Regions from separate parts of the Mus musculus genome. Here region 2 is linked to region 1. Evidence: chromatin loops called from intact Hi-C (ENCODE). Cell type or tissue: heart. All regions are shown on one strand.

What was found. A loop is a pair of places that touch in the nucleus more often than their neighbours do. Peaks named below come from ENCODE experiments on the same cell type or tissue, not always from the same donor. Only the 100,000 strongest peaks of a DNase experiment are listed, where the experiment ranks them.
Region 2: it touches region 1 in a loop (3-fold over the local background); 4 of 42 quality-filtered maps call a loop at or near these places.

What each region holds. Positions count from the first base shown.
Region 1 is chr14:40,787,019-40,795,018 of GRCm38, forward strand. No RefSeq gene overlaps it. Among named protein-coding and RNA genes, the nearest start is that of Sh2d4b, 100 kb to the right of the region's middle. In heart, CTCF peaks have their summits at 2,271 (motif pointing left) and 4,816 (motif pointing left); no DNase peak of the experiment used is centred here.
Region 2 is chr14:40,891,096-40,899,095 of GRCm38, forward strand. It overlaps Sh2d4b (SH2 domain containing 4B), which reads right to left and starts at 2,219. Exons shown (of 8, transcript NM_177816.4): 1 at 1,687-2,219. The coding sequence starts at 1,870. In heart, a CTCF peak has its summit at 3,728 (motif pointing left); a DNase peak (open chromatin) is centred at 3,686; H3K4me3 peaks cover 576 bases.

The DNA of each region.
Region 1 (8,000 bases):
AAATGTGGTACATCTACACAATGGAGTACTACTCAGCTATTAAAAAGAATGAATTTATGAAATTCCTAGCCAAATGGATGGACCTGGAGGGCATCATCCTGAGTGAGGTAACACATTCACAAAGGAACTCACACAATATGTACTCACTGATAAGTGGATAATAGCCCCAAACCTAGGATACCCAAGATATAAGATACAATTTGCTAAACACATGAAACTCAAGAAGAATGAAGACTGAAGTGTGGACACTATGCCCCTCCTTAGAATTGGGAACAAAACACCCATGGAAGGAGTTACAAAGACAAAGTTTGGAGCTGAGATGAAAGGATGGACCATGTAGAGACTGCCATATCCAGGGATCCACCCCATAATCGGCATCCAAACGCTGACACCATTGCATATACTAGCAAGATTTTATCGAAAGGACCCAGATGTAGCTGTCTCTTGTGAGACTATGCCGGGGCCTAGCAAACACAGAAGTGGATGCTCACAGTCAGCTAATGGATGGATCACAGGGCTCCCAATGGAGGAGCTAGAGAAAGTACCCAAGGAGCTAAAGGGATCTGTAACCCTATAGGTGGAACAACATTATGAACTAACCAGTACCCCGGAGCTCTTGACTCTAGCTGCATATGTATCAAAAGATGGCCTAGTCAGCCATCACTGGAAAGAGAGGCCCATTGGACACGCAAACTTTATATGCCCCAGTACAGGGGAACGCCAGGGCCAAAAAGGTGGAGTGGGTGGGTAGCGGAGTGGGGGTGGGTGGGTATGGGGGACTTTTGGTATAGCATTGGAAATGTAAATGAGCTAAATACCTAATAAAAAATGGAAAAAAAGAGACCCAATTTGCATATTGTACCTTCCTTTCACATTTCTTTTAATCTAAAAGTTCCTGCCACAAGACACATGCACACACACATATTTACACACACACACATGTATACAAATACACATGCACATAACAACCACACACACATGCAAACACCCACACATACACACATACTTACAATACCAACCCATACATGCACATACATGCATGCACCTAAGCATATACATGTACACAATACCAATATGCGCGCACACACATGCACGCACACACACACACATATGTGCAGTCTTATTTGTATGTCACTTACTACCTGAAAAACTTGGGTCATTGGCCCTATAAAGTTGTTAAAGTAAATTAAAAGAGAGAGCAAAGCCAAAGAGTGTCTAACTAGCAAAGCTAATCATCCCTACTAGAGTTCATCTTTAAAACTGCCTCCAAAGGCTAAAGGGTAAATACTACCCCCCTACCCAGTGTGGAAGCATTGGAAAATGGATGAACCTTTGTGAGATAAGGACTAGCAGGAAACCTTAGAGTTATTTGGGATGTGTCCTGGAAAGGCATGGTGAGGCTGATTTCTTCTCATTTTCCTTTCACATCCATTCCTAGGGGACAGGTAGTATTTTGTCATGCTCTCTAGACCGGACATGCTCCAGCACGACTATCAGAGACATCTAAAAGCTCTAAATCCCAGCCACTATAAGCCTTTTCCTATGCAGTTAATTATCTCTGTTATTTGTTACCATGCTGGAGAGATGACTAACATACTCCCCAAAGCAACTTTAACTGCTTGATTTGCATGTGCAAGCAAAGTCTTGGACTATTTCTTGTAAATCCCTATTAGAGAAAACAGAACTTGAGCCCAATCAATCAGAATCCGTTAGCAAAGGTATAATTAACTAAGAATAGTCCAGTGGGCTAGACAGACATGCCAGCTGTGGAATGTGACCAATCAGCTACTTCCTTCACTTCACATCCATGTTTGCCCTACAAAAACACCCTTTGGATTTTCACTGTAGAGCTCCTGAATGGCTTCTGGTTGGAGAAATTGCATTCTCTCAACCAACCTTACTCTGCATCTGACTTGATACATCCTCATAAGGGAGCCCAGTTCGAAAATCAGGGGAAGAACAGGGGCAGAAAATCAGCACCAGCCAGAGGTCATACCTAGCTGATCCATGCTTCTCTGAATGAATAAACCTTCACTTTAGAAGTGAAAGGGAAACGCACAGTTTACCTGTTCCAACCCCACTTGAGAATATTCCAGGGGTCAGGATTATGGTGGGGAAAGTAGTCATTAAAACAAAGAACACAAGTAACACTGGTTGATGTTTTTTAATCAGCTCAGGAGAAGTGGGAAAAATGTATGCTGTGAAAGCTTACCCATCATCCTTACTAGGGTCCTCTAGAGCCTTGCTCGGCCTTTGCTCATAGCTTGTGCTGCCCCCTGCAGTTCAGAGTCCTTGTGCAGCAATGGACAGCCCTGCTTTAGACAGAGCTAGAAGACAAAGGAGATGCAGTGGGAATAGTACCCGCATAATAATACACAATAGACTCTGGCTCCTGTGACGACCTGTTGTGGCTGTAAAGGGCTACCAGTTCTGTCTCCCTAGGAGCATGCTCATGTGTAGCTGCCCCCAGAATTCAATGAGGGTGGGGGCTGAAGGAATCAGAAGGTTTGAAACACATGATGTTTACCTCAGGGAAATCCTTCAAGTTATAAAATATATACAATTAATGGCAGCAGCCAGAATTTTCTCTGACCTTTAGTTGAAATGGGAGTTCTTTCAAGAATTTACTCAATAATACAGACCATAGAGTTACAGACACACCATGGTTGTGCTCTGTTGGTGGGACCAGGATGAAACACAGTGGTGCAGGTTTAGTATTTGAAGAGCACTCTTTCACAATGCTAGCAACACCGAGACTCTATTTGAAAACCTACAGTTTCCAAATCCCAGCTATCAAAATAAGACAGGCAGAAATGGGGATCAACATTAAAGAAGGAGCAAGCTGACCTTTTTGAATCCTTTGTATGAAAACATTGTTCAATGGCAATTAATATGGAAAGATCACCAAAGCATATGAATTCCAAAAGAGAAATGTAGAAAGATGGAGACCCAGACGTGGTGTAGTGGCACACACCTTTAATCCCAACATTTGGGGGGCGTGGCAAGGACAAGTGGATCTCTGGGAGTTGGAGACAGCCTTGTTCACATAGTAAGTTCTAGGACAGCCAGAGCTACAGAGAACCTGTCTCAGAACTAGCAGAAAAGAAAGATGGAAATCCTATAGGAATGTGTTAGGCAGTTATTTAGTAAAGGTATCATTTATGCACCAGAATTTTGGGGTTTAGGGAATTCTTTTGGATGTTTTATTTCATGATTTTCTTTTCTGTTTTATATACTCACTCTTTTGTATCTTTGTCTGAGTGTTCATGTGTGTACACATGTGTGTGCATCGGTGCATGTGTGAGGGTTCGTATCAGATGTCTTCCTCAACTGTTCTCCGTGTTATTTTTGAGACATGGTCTGTCATTGGCCTGAAGCCATCCATTTCCACTAGGCTGCCATGCCAGTGAGCTCCAGTGACCCTCCTGTCTCCACTTTCCCATTGCTACAATTACATGCATATGCTGTTTCACACCATTTGGGGGGTTGTTTATTTGTTTGCTTGTCTTTTTAAACTTGGGTACTGGACATCAAACTCATATCCTCATGATGTACAAGTACTTCTTGACTGAGCCATCTTTGTGCCCCCCATATTCACTTTTATATACATTATAAAGTTAGAAATAATGCAAGTCATTAACTAGATGAGTTTGGGCATGGTGATCTGTGCACAGTGTAACAAAGGGATTTCCTTAATTTTGACTTATTGGAATGTTGCTCCTTAACATTATATTATGACCTTGCATTCTTGATTTCTCAAAGGCAGGATACGAACCCAGGACCCAAAGTTCTGATGGAATAAGCAGCAAAGTAAGCATTAGTAGCCAGGCCCCATGCTGCCTTTCCTCCTGAGCCTGAGGACAAGCTACAAGACTGCAGCTCAGCAGCGGTGCACCATGTTTGGTTTGGTTTTCTGCTGAAACTATTTACACCACTTCCTAGGAAACACAGACATTGACAAAAATCCCCTTTCCTCTTTGCCATAGTGCTACAAAGCCCCCATAGTGACGTTTTGGTGGTGGTGGTGGTGGTGGTGGTTGAGTGTTTGTTTTGGTTTTGATTTTTTGTTGTTGTTTTTACTTATTCATTTTACATCCCGTTCACTGCCCCCTCACTGACACCCCCTCTCACAATACTTCTTCCACCCACCCGCTCCTTTTCTCCTCTGAATGGGTGGAGGATCTCCTGGGTATGCCCTCCACCCTGACACTTCAATTCTCTGTTTCCTCTCCCACTGAGGCCAGACAAAGCAGCTCAGCTAGTAGAACACAATGCACCAACCCGCAACAGCTTTTGGGATGGTCCCCATTCCAATTGTTCAGGATTCGCATGAAGGTCAAGCTGTACATCTGCTACATATGAGCAGGGAGCCCTAGGTCCACCCCATGTATGTTCTTTGGTTGGTGGTTCAGACTCTTAGAGCCCCAAGGGTCCAGGTTAGTTGACTTTGTTGCTCTTCCTATGGAGTTCCTATCCCCTTCAGGACCTGCAATCCTTATTCCTATTCTTCCATAAGAGTTACCAAGCTCTATCCACTGTTTGTCTGTGGGTGTCTGCATCTGTCTGAGTCAGCTGTTGGGTGAATCTTGCAGAGGACAACATACTCCTGTCTGCAAGCATAACAGAATATCATTAATAGTATTAGGGATTGGTGCTTGTCAGTGGAATGGGTCTCAAATTGGACCAGTGACATTTTTAATCCATGTATTGCACCCTCCCTGTGACCCAGGTCTGAGCTTTCTGCCTTTGCTGCTATAAGGAGATCTCCATAGATGCTGGGAGAGATTCCACCAGTGCCACCTTCTGGCCACATAAAGTATCACAGGTCTGGCAGTTTCTGTGGTCTGTGATGAATATCTAAGAAAACTGGGAGAATTCTCCACCAGGAGAACTTAGAACAGGCATGCTCAGTGGCAATCAAGATTGAATCAAGACCTCGAAAAAAAAGAAATTGAGATAATGTAACTCAGACCAGTGCATTGAAATTCTGTATGCCCAAGCATCACTTGGAATCCTTGTTAAGATGCAGATGCCCATCAACTAGTAGGGTACAACCTGGAATCCTGAATTTCTCACAAGCTCCTAGGTGGTGCTACCCATAAGGGATTATATTCTGAGTAGCAAACAATCGATGTGGAAGTACACAGACTTCAGTACCAAATCCAAATGCTTAAGTGTCAATATTTTTATTTACCAGCTATGAAAACCCATCAAAAGGATCTCCATCCTTGAACTCTATATATTTAAAACAAGCATATCAACATGTACTTCACTGTGCTCTTGTGTGGCATGTAGAGATGACACGTAAACATCTCTGGTGCTTCTGGCACATAGTGATCAGGCAGGTAGCCCTTATCACCGCACTGATTTCAATCCAGGAGGTTAGTGTCTTCAACAATTTGCAGCCTACACACAGTATAGCTAAAGGGTTCTCATTTACACGGCGATGTAAATCACAGCATCTCGAAGTTATGGATGTCATAGTTTCATTTACGAGCCCCCTTGCTGCCAAGGTCAGACCCACCTACATCTGTAAACCCAAGGCTCACAGTCAGTTCACTTAATCGTGGTCTCGGTCGACCCTGATGAATGTGTTTGTTCTCTCATAGCCAAGCTGGAAAGACACAAAAGAACTAAGATTGATGCCTCATGGCCACACTGGAGGTGAGCTGTATTTCACATGTACTCTGAGCAGACACCAGAACGTGACCCGCAGGTAAAATGTCCTGTGATCACAAAGGGGGAAACATGGTGCTGTACAGCGCAGAGGGGCTATGTTCACATTCTGGAATCATCTCTCTGTAACCCAGCAATTTTCCCAGGTTATTGTAGCCTCAGTTTCCTCATCTGTAATGCAGCATAGTGATTACAGTGTGTATGTCTGCATAGAATACGTAGAAATTCATGGGAAGAATCTCTGGAGAGATGGTCCAGGGGTTAAGAGAACTGTCTGCTCTTCCAGAGGACCTGAGTTCAATTCCCAGCAAACCACATAATGGCTCACAACCATCTGCAATGAGATCTGATGCCCTCTTCTGTTGTGCATGAGAACAGAGTTCTCATAAATACAAAAGAAATATCTATATCCTTAAATTTACAAAAAAGAAAAAAGAGAACGTGTAGAGAAGCTCAAAAGTTGTCATTCTTTTTCTTGGTGTCTCTTAAATAAGAAAGGTTAGAATTTAAGACACGCTGACGCTCTTCTTTGCTGTCAGCTCTGGACATTAGAAGCAGAAGCTGATATATAAATGTCCATTTAAAAATGAAACAGATGGCAACTTGTTCTATCATTAAAGACTTTAGGTCATGAAGGGTAGAAGATCTGTCTCCTTATCTGAGCTGTATCCTGAGACAGAGTAACTGGAAGTCCCTCTAGACCCCTCCACCCTGGCTTCTGGCCAGGTAGGTCTAACTTATTCCTGGCCCTGTCTTTATTAAACCCAAACTCCTTCTGCTTCATAAGCATTCACACACATCTAGACCTGACCACATGGCCATCTCTTTCCTTTGTTTTTCTTCAGTGTCCCACAAACTTGTGACCAGAGCTCAGATTGCAGAAGATGATAGGACCACCAGAAGGCTGCAGAAATATCTATACAAGTGTGTAGTGTATTAGCTATTTGTCTTATTGCTGCAACAACACACATGACAAAAGATGCAGAGTCTCTGTGACCTCCACAGCCAGCAGAGCGATGATCTACAGGAGGCGAGAAGGAAGCTTGATTCAACATGAGTCAGTAGCCAGAGTTGGCTCATACTTCTGTGGTCTGACTCCAACTATTTGTATTTTTGGTATTTTAAGCACAACACAATTTGGTGAAAACTTTCTAGTGATAGTTAACTCAATCCTGTATGTACAATAAAGCATACATAAATCACTTTGAGGAATAAAGTAAACTAGATAAAAATTGAGCATGACTACACTGAAGCTCTTTGTAAATGACATGTGGCACCTTCCATAATGATGAGTTCTATAGATTGACTGCATGTGACAGCTTCTATAGAGATAGGTACTACCGACTGGGTGAAAAAAACAAGCTTATGATAAGGGCCTGAGGAAGGGTATACTGTGATCTTCTGCCACACAGATAGTGCAAAAGTCACCAGGTTAGACTTCATCCAGAACCTGCCTTCTGGGCAGATAGCAGGTATTGTATTCCTTCCTTGGGGGAACAACTCTGTGTGCTAACATGCCAGGTTCCCCAAGTGCTTATCTATGAGCACAAAGACTACCATGCCTGCTACAAAAAGCAACTGACGGAAGGCTCACAGTTTGAAGATATTGCCCATCATGGTAGACAAGGCTAAACAGCGGGAGCTTGCAGCAACTGGTCACATAGTACCCTGGGGTAGCAGAGGAATAGCAATCAGCTCGGGTTTACCTTTTTGTTCAGTGTATAGTCAACGGGATTGTATCACCCAATTGAGGGTAGATACTGCGACCTCAACTAACCTAACCTACAAGCCTCTTTAAAAGCATACTCACAGGACCAGGCAGTGGTGGTGCATGCCTTTAATCCCAGCACTTGGGAGGCAGAGGCAGGCAGATTTCTGAGTTTGAGGCCAGCCTGGTCTACAGAGTGAGTTCCAGGATAGCCAGGACTACACAGAGAAATCCTGTCTTGGAAAACCAAAAGAAAAAAGAAAAAAAGATACTCATATTTTAATTTTTCAATTCCATCAAGTTGGCAAGATTATCTGTCAAAGATAAAAATCATGAAAAACAGAATCACAGCTAAGATTTCAGGACAAAGCAGCCCAGAGATCACACCTCTGCCCCCACATTCAGCTACACTAGTAGCCACATGAAGCCTTTAGCATATGGACCACCACAAGTCATACATACACACAAGCAAACATACAGCCCTAGAAACTACCCATAGAACCCTAAACCTGCATCGTCATGTTTTGCACTGTCTTCACCAGCATCTTATGACTACCTTATAAAGACTTTGCAAAATCTGACCTTCAGAGAAGAATCGTTCATGATTGATTTGTAA
Region 2 (8,000 bases), 100 kb after region 1:
GAACCCATTATTCCTTTCCCCATGTGATGCTTTCTGCATTTTTCAATAAAAGAGAGGACAAACTCTTTGTTAGGGACAGACACACCTACAGAGAGACAGGGACAAACAGATTCACAAGACAGCCTTCAGGCAGGCACATAATCAGACCCATACAACAGACAGAGGGCAATGAAAGATGCAGAGATATAGAAGATTCAAATCTGGGCTCACTCTTGATTAAATGACACCAAGAGAAAATGCTTCATTGATCTCTGTACTTAATGTATGCAACACCAGCACATTATTGGTGACTCTGCATTTACTTTATTGTAATGTTTTCAAAGGGACCATAAAGTGTGTACAACATACACAAAAGCTAGTCTCCGTAGCAGAATCTAGAATGTGCAAGGTGCCTTAGCACACCTGATGCTGGCTAGAGGTCCCAAGTAGGTCTGTTAGCCCCAGTACATGGCTTTAACTGACAAATGACTTTGAATATAAAGTACCTGAAAGACAGGTTGGGTCTTTGCTTCTTGCCGGAAGTTGCTATTGCCATTTGGAGATGATGACTCATTATGCGAGGAAATTTTCTGGCATCCTTCTGGCAGATGCGCAGTGGGACTATAAACACAACCCACAGCATCCTCTCACATGAAGACGTGGGCTGTGGAGTACACTGTGGGCTGTGATATAGAGTAGAGACCTAAGCTGAGAATCAGAGTCTATATGCCAGGGAGGAAGGACCTAGTTATCTTCAATGTATTCTGACTAGAACTGCTATTGAGGGTGAAAGTATAACAAAGTAAAAACAGAATTCTAGGCCTTTAGGCCCAGGCTTGGGAATGTGGCCTTTGTAAAGGTATGCTAATCATAAAACAGATAGCGACATTCCTCCACCCACCCACTTCCTGGGTTCAAAGAGTGCTCATTCAAAGAAAGTCACCCTGACCATTACCAGAACCTGCAATGCAAATGTGCTATAGTTAGGGGCTCTTAGAAGCTGTCTTGAGAGTTAACAATTACCAGGTATTCCTTGTGACTCTTAACTGGTATCTTTGGTATCTTCCAACAACGCCCTCCCCACTTCCTTGAGTTGTGGTTTCTTCCTTTAAATACCCCCTTACCCAGCTACTCGGGCCGCCGTGGTCCTCTACCCCTGCGTGGTGTATGACTGTGGGCCGGAGAGCGCTCTTGAATAAAAATCCTCTTGCAGTTTGCAACAAGACCGTTTCTTGTGGGGGATTTTGGGGTGTCGCCTCTCCTGAGTCAGAACGTGGGAGAGTCCTCACTTTGTGGGTCTTTCAAGGGTAGAGAATATGCCCTTGGTCTGGGCATATACCTTACTAGTAGAGTACACAAAGCCTCAGACTCAATTCCCAGAATCAGAAAAAGAAAGAAGACAATGGTCTCTGTTATGCACCATGCAATTGTCAAGCATCAGATTCCACAGCGCCTTCTTTGAAGTGAGGAAGTCTACACTTCCCCAGCCCATCTGAGTCCTGCATAGTCCCTGCCACATTCTTCTATAATCCTGGTTGGAAACCCAAGCTAGTGGGACTAAAGGCCCCAGCACAAGGCTTCCAAATCCCCAGTCTTTATCACACTAGTGCCCATACGAAAGGAGAACCCAGCCTTGACTCGTTAACTTTCTCATTATTAGTTAAGATTTGGTGACCCGCCCCCCACCCCCACCCCCAAGCCACATACCTCTCTTGACCTTTGCGGGCCTCAGGCCCTCTGCCTGAGCCAGGGCATCCCACGCCTCCCGTTCCCTCCATCGCCGCAGCTGCTCCTCTCGCATCTTATAGAAGAGGATGTGCTTCTGCACATCGCTGAGCTCGGCCAACAGCTCCGGGTCGATGTACATGTCCTGCAGGATCTGCTGCAGCATGATGCTGTGGGGGACGCACACCGGAGTGCAGCCAGTCAGAACTCCAAGGCTACACAAGATCCCTGGGCCAGGCCAGCGCCTTGAGCCAATTCTGCCCTAGCTCCTCACTTTGGAGTCACTCCAGATGACCTCTCCTTGGACAGCATCTTTGTCCTGTCTCAGCTCCCAGCCAATGATGGATTCATATCGGCCAGGACAGCATTATTCACCCAAGCAGCAAGAACCAAGGGGCTCTGAGAGGTAGCAGAGGCAGAGAGCTGTCTAGTCCTGGCTTCCTATTAAGATCACTTATCATTAAATTACCACATTTCAGCAGTGTTGTGGCTTCACCTGGGGTTTCTACAACAATAAGGCTCCAAACATCTGCTCAGACCCAAATCCACCTGGGTCGGGAGGTGTCGAGTGATCTGTTAGTGGAAGGTAACAATGACACCAGCTGTATCAGTGACACTGGCCCGGCCAGCTGAGAACTGATCCCTCCCCTGCAGATAAGAGGGGGTGGGGAAGAAGTTGTTTGCCTACTAATTCCATGTCTTTTGAGCCAATGTCAGAGGCCTATGCAACTTTCAAAAGCTTCTGGGACCCCAGGTGCCACAACTGTATCTGCTTCACCATGAGCAACCTTCCTCATTTCAGGGCACCTGGAAGATAATGTTATTACTTCTTAAAGTGCCTTGGGGAGGAAATGCCTTCCCTCCTATCTGTTTTGGATTCAAACTGGCGAACAAAATGGAATCAGTAGAAGAAATGTAGGGGTTATTACCTTACCACAGTGCTCATGACCATAAAGATGACATCATTTCCTTTCCCTAGAGCAGACTTTTAAACTCTGCATGTGCTTAAAGACAGGCCTCCCCAGTGGGCCATTTGGGAGGTTGTTGTTGATATCTTTGTTGTCCAAGTCCTTGCTAGTCTGCTTTAATACAAATGTCCAGGCTTCTGCTTTGAGGTGGGTAGGAGCTGCTCTTGCTGAGACCCGAGGCTCCCTTTCTAATAAGCTTGCTTGCAGAGCTGTTCATAGGTGTCCTTTTATCCAGACAGGAAAGCCCAGGAAGGTAGTGCATGCCTCGGGCTATGCAGCCAGTAGGCTGCCGCAGCAGCGCTCCACCCAGATTTCAAATTTGACATCCTCTTCGTAGTTTAAAGCTGCAACCCTATCCGGAGAAAACAGGCAAGATCTGGCACTGTGAGCAGGTTGGATTGGTGGTATCAGTTTCTCCACTTCCCTAGGGATGGAAGAGGGATCCGGAAACCAAGAGAAATGGTAGAGACCCGGAGTCTGAATCTGTCTCTCTCTGCAAGACTGACACAAAAGTAAGCAGAACCAAGCGGAGTCTCTCCAGTTAAGCCCACAGGGTCAAAAACGAATGTGGCAGCCAGACACCCTCCTCTCAGGCCAGTCCCTTTTCCTCTCTCAAGCCGGTTTTGGTCGGCGTTTTATCCCAGGCAATAGGGAAGCAAATTGGGACACTGGTGAACCAAAGGCAGGAAGGACATCTAGCCTCTGTGTCCCCAGATTCTTAAAAGAACAGGATAGAAGGCAGAGAAAACACTATTAAAAGCAGAGGAATGGTTCCAGGCCTTTGAAAGCAGTGGCGTCCTGGGATTTGTAAACGAATAGGAGAAATTACTCCATTAGTGCTACTGAGGCTCTGTTTGCGGGGGAGGAGCGCTCCCTAGCAATCCCAGGTCAGTGGGGCAGGAGGCCAATTGATACCAAATACGTGAACCTGACCCAGCCACGGGCTGTGTCAGATTTCTGGAACACTAAGGGGGCGGTTCCGCCACTCTGGGCTCCTTGAGTGCTCTTATCCACGTGTTCCTGGAAGCTGCGTCTGGCTTGGCGCGCCCCCTGCCGACCGAACTGGACCACAACCCTAGCACTGCACGCCAGGTGCAGCCGGACTGGAACGCAGCAGCATCTTCAGACAGGTTATATTTTGGTTTTATTTTTCATTGGCCGAAGTGGTCCCTGTTGCAAACTGACGCCGTTTCTTGCCGGACAAGTCTGTTGTGCAAGTTTCTGGAAACCACCTGGATGTCCCTAAGCTGGGAAACATTATTCTTGTCACGAAGAACGATGATGACATCAGTTGTTTGGAGGAGGGGAAAACACCCAGGGCAGTAAGAGTGGAAAGGCAAAAAACGAGGGATATGTCCATAGTGTGATTTGTTTTAAAAATGTGTTTGGACCCCTGGGAAGTAGACTTGGGAGAGGGCAGAAATGATGAGAGAAATTATGTTTGATTATTTCTGTGTAAACAAAGAGAAGCATACAGAAAATTACACACATAATTGGTTTCTTCTTAGAAAATAGGGGATTGACTGCTATACAGTAAGTTAGATGGTCTTATATAACACATATGATTAAAGTCAAATGTATTTCAAATTCCTAAAATGTGCTCTACAAACACCACACCTGGAATTCAGCCTACATGAGGAACACTACTAGAAAGATCCCTGAAGGCAAAGCCAGGCTTCCCTACCCTGGGGAAGTCAGGAGGGCACCTGGGTTCCTGAGCAGGAGAAAAGCTTTGAGAGTTTCTGAGAGGAAGTGTTAAAGAGAAGGCACTGGAAGGAGGTTGCAGGGATATGCCCCTCCATACCCCCTTAGATGTACGTACCTCATACTGGCCTAGAACTAGCTGTGTAGCTGGGGTCCCTGAACATCTGACCCTTTCCAAGGATTGAATTTACTGGCATGTGCCACCACACTCAGTTTTATGAGACTTGTGTCGGGGCTTAAGCACATCTCCAACTCTGCTTTTAAAACAAGTCAATGCATGCTATTTTCCTGAGCAAACCCCAGTTACTAAAGTCTAAACCCGGGTCCTCACAGGGTTCTCAAAATCCCCAGTGATCTGCACGGATGGCCCCTCCCACCAGTCTCACTGACTGCAGCCTGCTGGCCTCACCCTGGGCCGATCACTACCTGACTACTCAGTGCACACATCAAACACCACATCCCTAGCACCTCAATATTGGCTTATCAGTCTGCCTGGGACCCACTTGGCTCCTTAGCGAATCCGAGTCTTGGTTCATATGAATCCTGTTCTTTCGCCATGCTGGAACTCAAACCCAGGTCTTTACGTGTATGGGCTCTTGTATGGATCTACGTTCTCAGACCAGCTCAGTTTGTTCATTACCCTGCACTCACGGCTCTCCCCACTCGCTTCCTCTGCTCTGTGTTTTTCCTTAGCATTGAACTTTGTAAACCACTACTTTACTTATTGATTTGTTGCTGTATTTTTGTCTGTCTCCCTGCTAGATAATAAGCAACCACCAGCAGGTGTTTTCGTCTGCTTCACGGTGTAGAAGGAACACTGCTGAGTAGTCCTGGATAAACATCCATAGAAAAGAAGGAAAGGCTGGGGAGGCACTTCTGTTGTCATTTTTTAAACACACACAAAATCCTGGGCTTGATACTCAGTATCATGTAAAGTAGGAATGGTGTGTTGCGCACTTTTAATCTCAGAACGTGAGCAGCGATGGTGGGAAAACCAAGAGTTCAGAGTCAGAGTTAGCTTTTGTCAGGTTTGAGAATGGCCTGGACTACATGAGACCCTGACTCAAAACAAGGAGGCGGGGAGATGAGGAAAGAACTTCCCAGGTTGAATTGAGCAGAGTTTGAGCAAATGCTGTGGCGTTCAGTTGCTGGTTACTTGGACCCTGTAGTCAAGGGAAGACGGATGAATGGCCCTGCCAGAAACTACTTGCCTTGGCTTCTCAGTCATCCCTGAACATATGTCCCCAACAAGGCAGTGAGGGCTAGAGGACTCCACCATCCTGGCCACAGGCAAGCCCATGTGAACAACCACTGAAAGGCCAGTGGCAGGACAGTCCTGCTTACTTACTTCCCACCGGCCCTGGAACAATGGCACTGAGGAAGCTGCTTTCAAGATCTTACTTGTACAGACCCAGAGCTCTGTGAAAGACAACAGCAATTTCTATCCCACCGCTACTAAGCATAGTAACAGTAACAAACATAAGAAACCTGACCAGGCAACAGGGCGCATGACTATAATCCCAGCACTCGGGAGGCCGAAGTGGAGGACCAAAAGCTTAGTCCAGTCTAGGTTATATAAAAGACCTTGTCTCCACTGGGGGGAGGCAGGAAAATCTTCAATGTTCCTACACCTGTATATGTGCAATCAATACTTAGAATATCCTCCGAGAAAAGAAGATCCTTCCTACATAGGAACCATGCATAAAACACAAAACCCTGGGAACAACTTTAACCTGTAGGGGTGGATAAGCAAAGTGGACATCTTCGACGATAGGATATCTAGCTACATTTAAGGGTGCCTAGGTATGTACCACATTCATCATCAGCATTGAACCCGCTTTGCAGATTGGCTCCAAACCCAGTGACGTCACCCACTGGCGATCGGGACCTGTGCCTCTATTGCCACGGCAATTGCATGCATTTCCAGAGTCCACTTCCCACCTTTATCTGTGAGCACTTCTGTCACAGGCTAAATAAAAGGCAGAGCCTTCCTGACCTTCGCTCCTCTTTCTTCTCTTTTTCCCTTTGTCTCTGTCACTCCCTCTTTGCCTCTGCCCCCACAATCAACCTCTGCCACATGAAACTACATTGGCCTGGTATGGTCTGTCAGTTATTGAGCAGCAATTCCAACACAAGCATGACCCATTATTGGCCTGGAGAGACGCAACAGTCAGTAAAGTGTTTGCTTTGTAAACATGAGGACCTGAGTTTTTCACTCCAGAATCCATAGTATTTCAAAAAAAAAAAAAAAATGGAGATGTGGTGGCATGTACACCTGTAATTCCAATTCTGGGAAGACAGAGACAAGCAGACCCTTGAGGGTGACCAGCCAGACTAGCTTATTTGATAAGGTCCAGGCCAGTGGAACACTATCTTGAAAACAAGGAGTATGTTGGGAGTAGTGAAGATGATGGCTCAGTGTATAAAAGCTTTGTCCCCAGCCCTGACAACCTGAGTTCAATTCCCATATGGTGGAAGGAGAGAGCCAACCCCCAAAGTTCACACACAAATTTTGTAGTATGCATGTGCTATGCACATATATATAGATATATAGAGAGAGTTCAAGGCTGAAAGCCAACCAGACTTGCATAGCCCAAGGCCTCCTAGGCAGTCCTCTTTCGTAACTTAGTTTCCTCCACTGTATACAGGTAAGCAGTCAAGTCACTCATTAACTGGATGGAGATGGTGAGTATGAGGAAGTCGGGCACACACAGTGACCTTGTGAATTTGGATCTTCTGATGCACTCTGAAGGGCCTGGCTCCTTGATATGTTAAATCAGAATAATCAGACGTGGGCTGAACCCACCAGCTCTCTCCCCTGAGCAAACCCCACATTGTCCTTGTTAAAAGAAAGTCTTGTGTGCTAAATGGGCATGTGACTCTGATTCAGGTCCATCCACGAACATTAGGAAAAGTTGACTGGGTTTTGTTTGGTTGATTTTGGGTGTTGTTTTGTTTGCTAGTTACCATCTGTGGCTGATGGCCTTCAAAATTCCTTGCAGAGCAAGAAACTCTATGCAGTAGGAAAGACTGGCTTGTTGCAGAGATAACATCATGACCCTCACTGGCTCCCTAATTTACTACCCCCCACTATTCTTCCCTACATAGGAAACCTGTAAACTACTTTTTCCTTAAGGAAGAATCTGACCTAGGCAACCAATGTGTTCTGACCCCAGCTGTCTACCACAGCTGGAATCTGGAGACCCCACGATCTTACCATGGGGTCCGTAGAGAAGGTCAGGAAGTGGCACAAAGAACCAGGAACGTGGGCCTCTCCTGGTGCCGTTTCTCCCAGGGAATCCTCCTGGCCCCTTGAATTCAGTCATCCAACACTTCCTTGCTGGATGTAGGTTCTACTGGAGATTAAGCAGGAATTCCGATGCCCCAGTGTAGGGAATACCAAGACAGGGAAGCAAGAATGGGTGGGTTAGTGAACAGGGGGAGGAGAAATGGGATAGGGGGGTTTCGGAGTGGAAATGCAGAAAGGGGATAAAATTTGAAATGTAAATAAAGAAAATATCTAATTAAAAAAATAAAAGAGAGAGAGAGAAAGAAAGAAAGAAAGAAAGAAAGAAAGAAAGAAAGAAAGAAAGAAAGAAAGAAAGAAAGGAAGAAAAGACTGTG